4 separate regions of the Homo sapiens genome follow, and all the other regions are linked to region 4. The links are chromatin contacts, found by Hi-C or POLR2A ChIA-PET in ENCODE. All regions are on one chromosome and are shown on one strand. Each heading gives the region's core, a stretch centred on a gene start or an enhancer-like site at or near the end of the contact. The rest is flanking DNA. Distances are from core to core; before and after follow the strand shown. Region 1 overlaps LOC105370003 (a long non-coding RNA gene). Region 2 overlaps LOC124903082 (a long non-coding RNA gene). Region 3 overlaps LOC105370003 (a long non-coding RNA gene). Region 4 overlaps LOC105370003 (a long non-coding RNA gene).

Region 1 (3,472 bases), core at 555-3,054, 350 kb before region 4:
AATCAAGGCATTGGCATGACTGCAGCCACTCTGGAGGCTCTAGGGGAGAATCCACTTTTTGCCATTTCCAGTTTCTTGGGTCCTCTCACTTTCCTTGGCTTGTGGACTTTTTCTTGATTTTCAAAGCCAGCAGTGTAGCATTTTTCTCATCTCTCTCAGCCCTCTTTCCAGCATCACATCTCCTTCTCTGACTCTGACACTTCTGCTTCTCTCTTATCCTCTTCCTATCTCAAGGTTCTTATCTTCATCACACACACAAAGGCTCTTTTGTCATGTAAGATAACACAGTCACAGGTTTCGGGGATTAGGATGTGGACATAGTTGGGGGCCATTTTCGACCCACTATGTCTTATTTCCATTGGTGAATCCTGGTGGAATACTTTGCTCTAGACAGTGCTAGGGTATATACAGATCCTCTAAGAGGTCATCTTAAAGCTTTGACTTCAGGAGTCCTGAGAAATATCTTCCTAAAACTAAAAACTCCCCCAGAGACCAATTGATTTGATTTAAATCATGTGGCTGATTGTTTTCCGAACACAACAATATTTTCCATTCTATATGCTCTTCTACAATATGACCTTGCACCCTCCCATCCAGCGGTTGGGGTTTGTGTTCCCATCCTTTAGACCTGGGTGGGCTGTGACTGTTTCGACCAGTAGAGTCTAATAGAGTATGGCAGAAATTATATTGTGTAACTTCTAAGGTTTTGACCAGTAGAGTCTAATAGAGTATGGCAAAAGTTATATTGTGCAACTTCATAAAAAGCAATACCGCTTCTGCCCTGTCCACTAAGACACTTATGCTAGAACCTCAAAACACCATGTAAGAGTTCCAACTAACCCTGAGGCTGCCACACTAAGAGGAAGCCCAGGCCACATGGAGAGGCCATATGTAAGTGCTAAGCGATGGCATTTTTAAGTGATCCCAGTTCCTGTAAGTAAATCTGCCTTGCAGATTTCTGTAGCAGAGAATTCCAAGCAGAGGGGGCTGTAGTGCAAAGGTCACGAGGTTGGAGTGAGCTGTTCGTTTTGAACAGAGGAGTGCCATGGTCTGGTTTAGGATTTAACAGGTCCTGGGAGCTGGGATCACCTAGAAATCCCTTCGCTTAGCACCTACATATCCCAGCCATTGAATTATGTCCAGATTAGACCTTAGACATCTTGGAGCAGAGAACACCTGTCTGCACCTTCTATCAAAACTTCTGAGTCACAGAATCTGTTACCTAATGAAATGGTTGTTTATACCATTAAGTTTTTGGACACTTTGTTACACAGCAAAGATAACTGGAACAAAGTGGATCTCTTTGGAATGCAAATGTCTATCAGTATGAGAAATATAAACAATCAGAATTGCAGAGTATATATTCACTTGTTTATTTATTCACTTACTCTCTTACATCCCCGTTTATGAACACACGCATGCTCTCCTAATTTATTCACGTACTTATCCAAAAGCATGATAAATTCTCACTATGAACAGAGATACCCTCTGAGAGTTCACTTGGCAATGGGGATTCATTCATTCATTTCATAGATATTTATTGCCTGGGAAGTGTTCCTCAGAGATGTATCAAAATAGGAACAGACTTTCTTTCCTGCTTTGGTTGGAAAAATCCCAGGGAAGGCACCTCATTGGCTCTGTTGGATGGTGTGTCCAATGCTGTACCCATCACCCAGCCCAAGAGGGTGGGGAGCTAGCATGGACAGCCTCTATTCAAACCATATGTTTAGAGAGGAGGCAGGAGCAATTTATCAAAGGATCACCAGTCCCTGAAGAAGTGAGGGCGCTGCCAGGTCAAACAACGGCTGTCCCCTACGAAAGACCTGCCTTGCCTGTTCTCCATTGACATCATGCACCACCTTCGGCAGCTACTAGTGTTTATCCATCTGCTTTGGCTTTAACTACCAAACTCTAGAGGCATTTCTAATACTCGAAGCAGCAACTCGGATTTTTAAAAGCTGCTGCTTGTATCATTTACCGTAAGATCAGCCAGGCTGTAAAACAGCATCCGAGGCTTCCCAGAGGATGAGGGAGGACCAGAGGTAAAGAAACTCTTATTTCCCTAGGCAAGTCAAAATGTTAACCCTCTGATGACCCAACTCTCTGGTGCACCTCTGCTCTGCAGATTACATGAAAAGAAACCTATTCTATATCTCAGTCCAATGACATCATGGGAAATACCAGGAATTTTTTGGCTGCACACAAAATTCCTGTGAGATTCTTGGAAAATCTTACACAAAACTGTGAGTAACAGGGACTTAGTAACCTCAAGTCATCTTAATCAACACCAGGCGATAAAAGGAGAATATATTTTGAAACCAGGCAGATCTATATTTGAATCTCCTTGTTCTGCTATTTATCAGCTATGTGAACTTGGGCAAGTTACTTTTCTCTAAGGCTCACTCTTTCCATCTTTAAAATGGGCATTATGATGCTCACTTCAACAGTTTCCAAGGGCTGATATGAAAGAATTAAATCAGTTAATGGATGGAAATGTGTGTCACAAGGTCTTGCACGCATCTCGGTTATTATGATTGTGTTGTTGCTATCACTTTTGCTAAGTCATAAAGCTGCACGTCTTTTCTGACATGGGATTTAGGGGTATCCCAGGAACAGAAAAGAAGGCTGTATGATGCGAGAAAAATCAAAGAACAAAATGATATATTGTATATCTAAATATGGAAGTAAAAACAATAAAGCTTCTAGAAAACACTATAGGAGAGTTTTTTTTTTTAATTTTTATTCAGGCAGGGAATGATTTCTTAAACAAAAACAAAAGACAGTCCCCAAAAATCAAATTTAAAGGAAATATATGTGTGTGTGTGTGTGTGTGTGTGTGTGTGTGTGTGTGTGTGTATGTGTATATAAAATACGAATTTCTGTTCACAAAGACACACTATTAAAACAGTGAAAAGTCAAGTAACAGAAAAGAAAAAGATACTTGCAACACTTATCACCTAGTAAAGGCTCATTTTCAGAATATGTAAACAGCTTCAGAAATCAGTAAGAAAAAGAGAGATAACCCAATTTTAAAAAAATGGGCAGAAGATTCAAACAGGCATTTCATAAAAGATCTCCAAAAGTATGGCAAACATATAAACTGTTGGTCAGCCTCAATAATAATCATAGTAATGCTAGTTACAGCCTCAATGAGATACTACTACCCAATTACCAGAACTACTATAAATTCAAAATACAGACAATACCAAGTGCTGCCAAGTATGTGGAACAACCTGAACTCTTACACATTGATGGTAAGAATATAATTTGGTACAAACACTTTTGAAAACATTTTGACATACATAAAAATATAAATGCATGCTTTAACTGAGCAATTCCCTTCCTAGGTACATACCTAACAGAAATGAGTGTACCAAGAGAGGGAAAAGAATATTCATAATGATACTATTCACATTAACCCGCAAATAAATCAAATACCCCTCAACAGAAGAATCAATCAATAATCATATCA
Region 2 (3,325 bases), core at 498-2,997, 430 kb before region 4:
TAGGGTAACAATGTGTCAATACTACTCTTCTGAATTTAATAGTTATATTTTTATTATAAAGGGAAATGCCCTTGATTTTAGGAAATAAATATTAAATTGTTGGGGCTAAAAAATATAAACCTTGACCTAAAATGTAAGTGTACATCTTCTCCTATTGCTTCCAATATAAAGATAGAACTTACACCAGAAAATATACTCAGAGTTTCCTAATAAACATCTTTTCCGTAAAAAAAAAAAAGTAGACATAAATATGCAGAAGAGATGAATTTAATCTACTTATATCCAGCTTGATGTGCTAAGGAGAAACTTTCCAACGCCCGTGAAATATGGTCCCAAAGGAGAGTGTACTTTTTAGAAGCCATCGAACGTTGAGGCAAAGGAATGGACTTACAATTTTACGAAGTCTTAGGTCTTAGAATATTATGAGTTGTCACATCCTGGGGCAGTCACAGAGATTTCATGGCTTTTACCCTCCAAGAGCAAGAATTCCAGGCACGTTTCAAAAATAGTGTCTTACCATGAAATACACCTGTCAAAGTTCCTTCTTACTTTGAAAGATGTCTTTTTTTAAAAAAAAACCCCAATGGAAGAAACGTCCTTAATTCACAGTTCTCAGGGTCAGATTTTTGTAAGGAAGTTTTGGTGAACAAATAACTGAACAGATGCCGGAAAACCTAAGACTTTCATTTGAGTAGAGGAGAGGGATTTATTAGACCACTAGATTAAAATTCCTGTATTTAAGACATATTTCACAAACACTTAATGGGGTTTTCCCACCCGTTAAGAGCAAACTAAGGGCACAATGTTCCATTTTAATAGGGGCAGTAACTCCATTTCATTTATAGACTAAACGGACAGGAAAAAAAAAAATACAAGGGCAGTTCTCGCCAGAGAAAACATGACCTAATACAAGGGCTCAGGCAATGTATTAGAAATAAAGGCCTGTCTGTAGCCCTGGCCATTTCTTTTCCTTTTTTCTATTTTTGGGAGGGGGTGGTGATTTGGAAGAAAAAAATTCTGTGGTTGATATCCAATGAAGTTAACACTTCTCGGCCAGGACTTCTATTACATGCAAACATCATGAATTATAATTAGAGAACAGCCTATTTACACATGAAGGTACACTGGGTCAAGTGAAAAACTCTGCCAAGAATCTCAGCTTTTGGCTGAGAAATATTGGCAATTGGCATAAAGAAAATGGTCCTGGAATGGGACAGAGCTGGGAGGAGCCAGGAGATCTAGTTTTCAATCCATGTGACATTAGCAAATGGATGTATTGACATGCAAAGATTTCCCAGTAGATTAAGTTAAAAATAGCAATGTATAAAAAGATGTAAAGTATGATTTTGTTTTTTATTAAGAAAGACAGTGAATGTCTGTGTTTTTATGTGTACCTAAAAAATCAGACTTATGCCTACTGGATTACCAAAGTGTTTATTCTTGGTAGGCAGAGTTACTAGAATATGTCCACTTGCCATATATGTCATATTTCTATGTTGTTTGAAGTTTTAAACAAATATAGGTCACATTATAATTAGAAAAGGTTATAAGAGTATTTCCAGTAAAGGAAAAGGCAGTCTCTATCTTACAGAGTTCACTTCTTCTTCTCTAGAGGAAACCTCTATGTTGAGTTCAGACACACCTGCTTTATAATCCTGGCTCTGCCATTTACCCAGCTGTTGACACCAGGAAAACCACTGAGCCTCTCTGAGTCTATCCTCTATTCTATTACGTAAGGACGTTCCTTTCTTCCTAGACTGGCAATGAGGATTATGTGAGGTAATGTTTGCACAGGGCCTGGCCTAGCGCCTGGCACTCACAAAGTGTTCAATTAAAGAAAAGAAAAAATGAGTGCCTTGTCTTTTTAACAAGTACAATGGACAAGATCTAAACTTTAGCCAGGGATGTCAAACCATGACCAAGGGGGATGCAGTGGGGTGCCTACTTGGTATGTAGCCTGCAGCTTGGCACTGCATAGACAAAAATCCATCAGAGCACGTGTTCTCTACCTAAGGCACTTACTTGCTAGGTGGGAGACTGATAACTGTGATTAGTAACATTTTTTTTTTTTTTGAGATGGAGTCTCACTCTGTCACCCAGGCTGGAATGCAGTGGCACGATCTTGGCTCACTGCAACCTTTCCCTCCTGGGTTCAAACGATTCTCCTGGCTCAGCCACCTGAGTAGCTGGGACTACCGGTGCATGCCACTAAGCTCAGGTAATTTTTCTTTGTATTTTTAGTAAAGTCGTGGTTTCACCATGATGTCCAGGTTGGTCTCAAACTCCTGACCTCAAGTGATCTGCCCCCATTGTCCTCCAAAAATGCTGGGATGACAGGTGTGAGCCACTGTTCCCAACCAGTAACATATCTTGAGCACCTACTATGTGCCAGGCACTGCTTGATTTCCCTAATGTGATAACTCATTTAATCATTGCAATCACTATTGTAGACAAACACTATTATTATTATCATCCCCCCTTTACAGGTAAAGAAATCAAAATACAAATAAATTACCTGTCTTGGCCATGGTCACCCAGCTGGTTGGGGTACAGCTGAATCTAGAACCCAGAACCCTGACTTCCGAGTCTGAACTCTTAACCCCCATGCACACCTTTGCCATGTAATTAAGGGTGAGGCCAGGGTTAGAGAGGGGAATTCAGGAAAAAGGGGCAGCTTTGTAACAGAAGCTTAGCCACCAAAACCTTGGAAAAGGCCAGGGGTGCTTAAACTTGAGTGACTACCAGAATGTCCTGGGGGGCTTACAATAACACAGGTTGCCAGGCCCTACCCCCACGGCTTCTGATGCAGCAGGTTCAGGATGGGGACCAAGGATGTAAATTTCTGAGAAGCTCCCAGGTTATGCTGCTGCTGTTAGTCCAGGTACCCCAGTTGGAGAACCACTGTTCTAAGCCCCCTGGGGTGCACGGGATTCAGACTGACTAGGAGCAAGGGTAAGGTAGCCCAGGAACTGAGACCTTCCAAATATGCGGATTATGCAAACAATAATACCAGCCATCTAGTCCATTACTAAAGGCTTCAATGACTTCAAAACGTTCATGGAAGATGTGTATTATTCACATCTCCTTATTCACTAGTCGTGGCATAGCCATGCTGATTTTTTAAAATGTTAAATCATGAGTAGCTTTAAAGAAATGTAGCAAAAACACTTGTTTATAAATGCAGCATAATTGCCCTTTGATTTTTCACCTCTGAGTGATGAAGCATTCAAAAAGTGTCCTTCAACAGTGTATTAGTCTGTTCTCATGCTGCTAATAAAGACATACCTGAGAGTGGGTAATTTATAAAGGAGAGAGGTTTAATTGA
Region 3 (3,171 bases), core at 246-2,745, 300 kb before region 4:
CCCCTGGGCTTGCATTTCCATGTGGCAACCGTTGACTATAAATGAAGAGCAGCCAACCCCTGGCAGATGAGGGGCCTCCTTATTCCCCATCACTCATGTCTCTGACCTGCCTGGCTCTGGTAAGCAGACTAGTTTGAGACCCCCACTCATCTAACCATTCAGCAACACAGCCCTCGTATTTATACCACAGTGTCAAATTAAATGTCACCCTTTCCAGAAAGACTCTCAAACCCTCCCAACGGAAAACTTCCCACCTGGCCCCACCATAGGTTTGTGTTTCATTTGCCTAACTTATTTGGGTATGGATCCTCCCCTCTGTCTGGGTGATGTGAATAACTTCATTCATCTCTCATGACGTAACACACATCATCTCCTTCAGGAGGCCTTCCCTGATTGCTCCTCCCTCCTCCAGCCTGCTGTCTTTTGCTGCTTCTGCCTATCCAAGCTTTTATCATCCTTGTTTCTTCTCTGTCTCCCCTGCTGGGCAGGAAGAGGGCAGGGGCTGAGCTCTGTAAATCCAGCAGGAAGCATGCAGCTTGGCTTCTGGGAGGGTCTCTCGGGAAGTGTTTGCAGAATAGAGAGAAAATGGGACAGAAAGGAAGAAAAAGCTCATTTGCTCAGGATATTCAGTTAGAATGCTGACAGCAGGAAGGCATCATCATAATAGTAATAATAATAATAATAGTTCCTAGCACCTACTAGGGGCTTTGTATGTGAGTCTTTTACATATTAATTCATTGTGTTAGTTTCAGTCCTCTGGGAAGCGGAAGTCTAGATGGAATGAGACATTTACTGAGGGAGATGTCTGTGAAGGATAAAGGGGAATGAAGCAGGAGTAGTCCAGGAGAACCTGCACATCAGGATGCAGGTCCCACAGGGGAAGAAGAGAAGGGAGGCGGACTGGGCAGGAAGAGCCTGCAGGATAGGTCTGGTCCACTCCGAGAAAGTCTCTGCCTGGTGATGAGGAGTGGCCCGCAAAGATCGGCCATCAGAGCAGTCCCAAACCAGGCAGGAGAGGCTGGGCTCTAGCACCTCTGCCATGCCCAATCATTGGTTGGCGGCAGCTGGGAGAGCGGGTCCTGGCTGTGCATGCTTGGGTGGATCTTAAGTTGGGTCATCTGGAGGCTCTCAGCTTGCAGGACTTCACACACGGAGGTCTGAAAAATCCCAGCTCCAGGGCTGCAGCACCCAGATAATCCCCACAACGCCCCTAGGCACCACTGCTGCTATTGCCAAGCTGCGCCTTAGGGGAAGTGACATGACCTGGTCCAAAGCTACAGAGCTCTTAGAGATGGAACCAGATATCAATACCAAATCAGGCGTGTAGCCACCCTGCCCTTGGATCCTCGGCAACCCTCGGGGAAAGACAGGTTATTAGAGTCTTGGGTTGATGGCCCAAGGCCCATTTTTCTGAGAAGGAATATGGGACCCTGAGCCAGGAGTTGACTTGGCCATTCCCGAGGGAGGCCAGCAGGCACACCCAGGACTCCTGGCCTCCTGCAGCCGAGAGGAAGGAGACTCCGAGGCACCGATCCTTGGGGTTAGCAGGAGGTGGATGTCCACCAGCTCCTTTGTCAACCCTTCCCCAGCCCCACTAATGATGATAACACCAGCCTGGTCCTACAGAACAGCTTCTATGTGTTGGGGACTGTTGAACCACTTATATCTTTGCCTGTCTTTAACCTCCCGGCATCCCTGTGACGCAGACACCTTTATTCTTCCCGTTTCCCAGGGGAGAAGATAGAGATGCAGAGAGGCAAGACACTAGCCCAAGGCCACAGTTAGAAAAAGGCAAAGTTCAGATGCAAAGCCAGGTAGGCCCTGCTATTCAAGGCTCTGCTAACTTCAGCCAAGCAAGTAAAAAACAATGGATGTCCTGTGAACAGTGGCATCTTTGGAAAACGTCGCTGTTTTTATTAATCTCTCTCAAGATAGATGTTGCTCAAACACAGCAGCGTCGTGACAGTGCCAATAGCCAGCAGTCTCCTGTCCGCGTGGGTTGCGAGCCCCGGGCGTGGACGGAGTTGGGAGCGGAGGGCGGCAGGTGCCAGCGGGGCCCGCCTCTCCCTGCAGGCGGCCCCGGCAAGTTCACGGCCGGCCCGGGGCGAGGGGCGAGCGGCGCGCGGCCGTGCGGCTCATTCTACCGCCCTGCGTGCGAAGGGGAGGCCGCGCCCCCGCGCCCCTCGCTCGCGCCGTGCCTGCCGCCGCCACCCGCCCGGCCGCCGGGCCGGCCACTGAGCGGCCGCTGCAGACTCGGCGGCGCCGGCGCACCTGCAATCAGGCCCCGCGCCGCGCCGCCTCCTCGAGCCCAAGGCCGCCGCGCGCCGCGCTCGCCGCTGATAAGAGGCGGCGGGGGAGGGGCGCAGGATGCTGGCGTTGCGGAAGGGCGGGGGATGGGTGGGCAGCTGGAGCGGGCTCCCCTCCCCTCCCCTCCCCTCCCCTCCCCTGCCCTTCCTCTCCCTCTCCCTCTGCGATGTCTCTCCCGAAAGTGTGTGACTTGCCCATGTCTGTCTCTTGTCTGCGCCTCTCCCCTAAATTCCCTCCCTCCCCAGCCCTCGCCGCGAGCGTGTGTGCGCGCGTGTTCGTGTGTGTGTGCGTGTGCATGTGTGTCTGTGTCTCCAGTTGCTCCCTGTCTCCTGTACCTGTCTCTGTGCACTTCCTGACCTTTCTGTCTCCTACTCCCCACCTCTCTGATTCTCTCCACCTCCTGCTGATTCTGTCGCTCTCTTCTCTCTTAGCATCCCCTCTTAGTTTCTCCCTCTCTCCCTGTTCTATTTCTCTCTTCCTCACCTAACTTGGAGCCAGTCCCTCCCCTCTCCCTGTGTCTGTCTTCTCTCCCTCTCTCCATCTTTCTGACTCTGACCTGCCTCTCCCCTTCTCTCTCCCTTCCCTGTCTCTCCGAGTCCTTGCCTGTCCTCCTCTCTCTGCATCTTTTCTTTCTGCGTCCCCAACTCCCTCTCACTTCTCCGTTCTTTCACTCATTTGTCTGTATCTTCCCTTTTCTTTTCTCGCCCTGGGCTCCTCCCCATAACTCTGCGTGTCCCCTGCCCATCTCAGCATCCTGTGGCACTTTCTGCATGGCCGGCCCGCCTGCAGGGACAAGGCCTTCAGAGCCAGCGGTTGCAGGAATAGCTGGACCCCACAAGGGGCTAGGCTCAGCAGGTGTCCTGA
Region 4 (3,494 bases), core at 516-3,015:
ACAAGAATTGTTGGGCCTGATACGGTGGCTCACACCTGTAATCCCAGCACTTTGGGAGGCCAAGGCAGGCGGATCGCTTAAGGTCAGGTGTTCGAGACCAGCCTGGCCAACATGGTGAAGCCCTGTCTCTACTAAAAATATAAAAATTAGCCAGGCATGGTGGTGCATGACTGTAATTCCAGCTACTGGGGAGGCTGAGGCAGAAGAATTGCTTGAACCTAGGAGGCAGAGGTTGCAATGACCTGAGATCACGCCACTGCACTCCAGCCTGGGTGACAAAGTGAGACTGTCTTAAAAGAAAAAGAATTGTTGGCTTCTCTCAGCCTCCACCCAAATGGCATCTCCTTAGGACAGTAAGTTTTCACTTCCCATTTCTCAATACCTCAAATATCTCTCTCCCCTGGGACATTGCTCCAGGAAAGGTCAAGGGGACTTTTGGTTCAATGGATTTTCTTCATTAACAGAGAGCCCTTTCTTGCCTCAGAATGTATACTTGAAAACCATGCTTAAATGTCCTAGTTTGAGGCTCACTCTGCCAGGTGTTTAAACTCTAGCTTTATCTTTCAGGCTATGTGATCTTGGGCAAATGACCTAACCTCTCTGAGACTGTTTCCTCACCTATAAAGTGGGAGAACAGACCTCTCTCATGAATTTTGATGAAGATGAAATGAGATGACAAATGTAGAACACCAAGCACAGTTTCTGGTTCCAACAAAGGACCTATGATCCACAATTATTATTTCTGTACTGGGATGAATTCATTTCTTGAGTAAGGGCTTGGATTCTACCGCCAGCTTTTCTAACTAAGATTTTGTAATTCTAAAATAGTATGTTGAATAAACAAAAATAGATTTTTCTGTCTTATATAAAATTAGAGCTGCAGAAAATGCAAAAGAGATAAAGAACTGGTTCACTTAGACTCCAGGATGTATCATAAAAAGTTTTGTTATTTCTGTTGTTAATACATTCCTGATAGCCACTTGTTTCCTGGTTATTTGCCTTTTTGGCTCTGATTGGCCAGGTTCCAGTACATTGAGGTTTTCACTGCACTTGGAAGCTGTGTTTTGAAGACCTCGAATCCTCTGTGAAAATGAAAACTTCTTTTTCCCTTTTCTCCCCAAACTTTGGTGGCCAAATACCATCACCCCACACCCCCCGATTTTGAGGACTCTTCCCACTTTAGATGCTTTGTAGCAGTGTTTCTATAATCATCCATTGTCCCAGAACTTAAAGTCTTTTGGCCTCTGAACTAATTCCCATCCTTGCCTCTCACACTGAGAAGTGGTCAAGAAAAAATTTTGGTTCATGCATCCCCAGTTTTAGTTCAGATAATTTGACTCTACCTTCATAATATATGTCACTTTTGCTTTCAACCATTATCCTCATCATTCAACATCATATTCTTCTGTCAATTGCCTTCCCATTTCTAACAATGTCATGTCTAACAATGCCCTGCACATGCACACAACTGCACAAACACACAACCACACATGATCATCTCCCTTTTCTCCCACTACCACCGGCATTCCTATTGTGATGATTTATATTCAGCAGAAATTTTTGGGAAAAGGTTTGAGGAAAACTTTTTTAATGTCTTCCATTACCACGGGGCATGTGAAGGTGTTGTAATTATACCACTAACCAAAGAATTCATTTCTTTCCTGAATCCCTGAAAGAATCTGAATAATCTGAGGACGTAATAGTTTTTTTCCCGCCCAGTGTGGCAGGGCAAAATACACCCATACCAAGATAAATGGTTCCTTTCTAGCTTTAGCAAAAGGTTCTTAAGAGCCGGCCAGCCCAGCAACCACCAAATACAGCTCCTTGACTTGATTACCTTCTTCCTTCTCTATATTTCTTGACAGTATCTTCAACTATCCAAAAGCAGGCCCAAAGTGCCTGTCCCTAACCTAGTCTGAACGTCCAAGAACAGCACAGCAACCAAATCAGGTCCAAAACTAGTAAGCAGAGGCTGGAGTGCCATCTGCTGACTATTTTTATAAGACATCTTCCTGCTTAGCCCACACCACTAAATGCCCACACCACCCCATTTCAAGGCTGCCAAAAGAATCTAATGGTATAGCTTCAGGCATAGGAATGCATGAATTTTTTACTATATTAATATCTCATTATTCCATTATTGGGAATAGGCATTTAGAAACAAAGCCTTCTTTTCACTTTTTTTTTTATTTAAAGGCAAAATGAAAAATCTGGGAAAGACTGACTCTTTTATAATTGCTTTTATTATTGATGTTTTTGTTATTACTATTACAGTGTTATGTTAATAGATAATAATAATAGCAACTCTTTGAAACTCCAATTTTGCACACTTTTAATCTGGATCTCCAAATCAGCATATCACAGTTTGCAAAAAGATTTATGATCCTCTGAGAGCTTACGAGACCATAACAGAACAAAGGCAAAAAATAAAATAAAATAAAATAGAAGAAACTGAAATGAATGAGTGCGCTGCCAAAGGAGCAAGAATTCAGCTCATTCAGGTATATTTCAAGATCAGGTTGATAGGCGTTTCCCATGAAAATAAGCATTTCTACTTAAGATCAAATGGACTCATTTCTTTTTTCCAGGCTATTACATTTTTTGTTGTCCTTTAAAACCAGAGGAAACACTGGGAGTTCTCCTTTTTAAATAACTGTGCCATCTCTTAGAGAGAAAATGGAAAATCCCATAGTTAGATGTCCTTCTTTAGGGTTTATTTTGCCTCTATTACTTCAGGTTTCAAATTAGACAGTAAATTTGCCAAAATCAATAGAGAGAAGAAAGATGTCTTTCTTTAGAAGAACGGATGACATGTTTTTATTTGTAATATTCTCAGGAAGTATGTCGATAACATGCAAAAATCAAATACTCTCTTTCCAACTGCACCATGTAGGAGTTTTCCTAGATGGCCATCTACGTAAATTTTGACAAATATATGAAAAGTAATACACATTGCATATATACACGTGCATGTTTTGATCTGTTATCCTCAAAAGCACCCACCCTGAAGAAGACACATTCACTAGTCGGATGTGTATAAGCTTTCTACACTGAACAAGTCTTTGGGATTCTAATAGTTTCTTTTGTTTGTACTTTGCTCAGACTTTCAGAGGCATCTACAAATTCCAGATCTTTCTTCAAGGGGAGGACTTGGTTAATATTTCCTAGTATTTTCAGCCCCTTCGTTGATTTCCTTCCTTTCTAGTATTTTTAGTTCCTGAGATAAAACCTCATTTATAATAAAGTCAAAATCCCTGGAAAACATTTCGTCAATGAAACATCCAGCTTTGCTATTCATTATTTCATTGAATGAATGTTTTTTCCTTGAAACCTGATGGCCCAACTCTGATTATTTAAAGGCAGACACAAAACTAGAATTGTGTCTAGTTTTTTAATATTTAATACGTAAAACTCTTCTTTAAAATATTTGTACTTTGCCATAAAATGGCCTATTCAAAGGCACAAATTTGCTAGGACCAAATCATTCAATTTAG

Evidence for each region. Hi-C counts contacts between places; a loop is a spot of excess contacts on that map. ChIA-PET counts read pairs that join two places held with the same protein, here RNA polymerase II (POLR2A). Pooled maps may share reads with other maps.
Region 1: a map of PC-3 shows a loop between it and region 4 (4-fold over the local background). The contact joins two enhancer-like sites. A Hi-C loop is called at or near these places in 1 of 168 maps with a recorded cell type or tissue (PC-3) and 5 of 50 pooled maps. POLR2A ChIA-PET finds 5 or more read pairs at or near these places in 1 of 52 experiments (MCF 10A).
Region 2: a loop to region 4 is called in a pooled map, with 2.1 times the contacts of the local background. The contact joins two enhancer-like sites. A Hi-C loop is called at or near these places in 1 of 168 maps with a recorded cell type or tissue (heart left ventricle) and 5 of 50 pooled maps. POLR2A ChIA-PET finds 5 or more read pairs at or near these places in 1 of 52 experiments (Panc1).
Region 3: a map of cardiac septum shows a loop between it and region 4 (4-fold over the local background). The contact joins two enhancer-like sites. A Hi-C loop is called at or near these places in 1 of 168 maps with a recorded cell type or tissue (cardiac septum), 1 of 37 single-sample maps with no recorded cell type and 8 of 50 pooled maps. POLR2A ChIA-PET finds 5 or more read pairs at or near these places in 1 of 52 experiments (WTC11).

Annotation. Positions count from the first base shown.
Region 1 is chr12:115,403,172-115,406,643 of GRCh38, forward strand. The region is part of intron 3 of LOC105370003 (a long non-coding RNA gene); the gene reads right to left. Among named protein-coding and RNA genes, the nearest start is that of LINC02463, 480 kb to the right of the region's middle. Within about 2 kb of position 1,805, at least 2 of the 41 ENCODE cell types and tissues checked have a DNase peak (open chromatin) inside an H3K27ac peak, as active enhancers do.
Region 2 is chr12:115,324,289-115,327,613 of GRCh38, forward strand. The region is part of intron 5 of LOC124903082 (a long non-coding RNA gene); the gene reads right to left. Among named protein-coding and RNA genes, the nearest start is that of LINC02463, 560 kb to the right of the region's middle. Within about 2 kb of position 1,748, at least 2 of the 41 ENCODE cell types and tissues checked have a DNase peak (open chromatin) inside an H3K27ac peak, as active enhancers do.
Region 3 is chr12:115,449,802-115,452,972 of GRCh38, forward strand. The region is part of intron 2 of LOC105370003 (a long non-coding RNA gene); the gene reads right to left. Among named protein-coding and RNA genes, the nearest start is that of LINC02463, 430 kb to the right of the region's middle. RefSeq lists a silencer at 2,115-2,224. Within about 2 kb of position 1,496, at least 4 of the 41 ENCODE cell types and tissues checked have a DNase peak (open chromatin) inside an H3K27ac peak, as active enhancers do.
Region 4 is chr12:115,751,335-115,754,828 of GRCh38, forward strand. All of the region lies in intron 1 of LOC105370003 (a long non-coding RNA gene), which reads right to left. Among named protein-coding and RNA genes, the nearest start is that of LINC02463, 130 kb to the right of the region's middle. Within about 2 kb of position 1,766, at least 2 of the 41 ENCODE cell types and tissues checked have a DNase peak (open chromatin) inside an H3K27ac peak, as active enhancers do.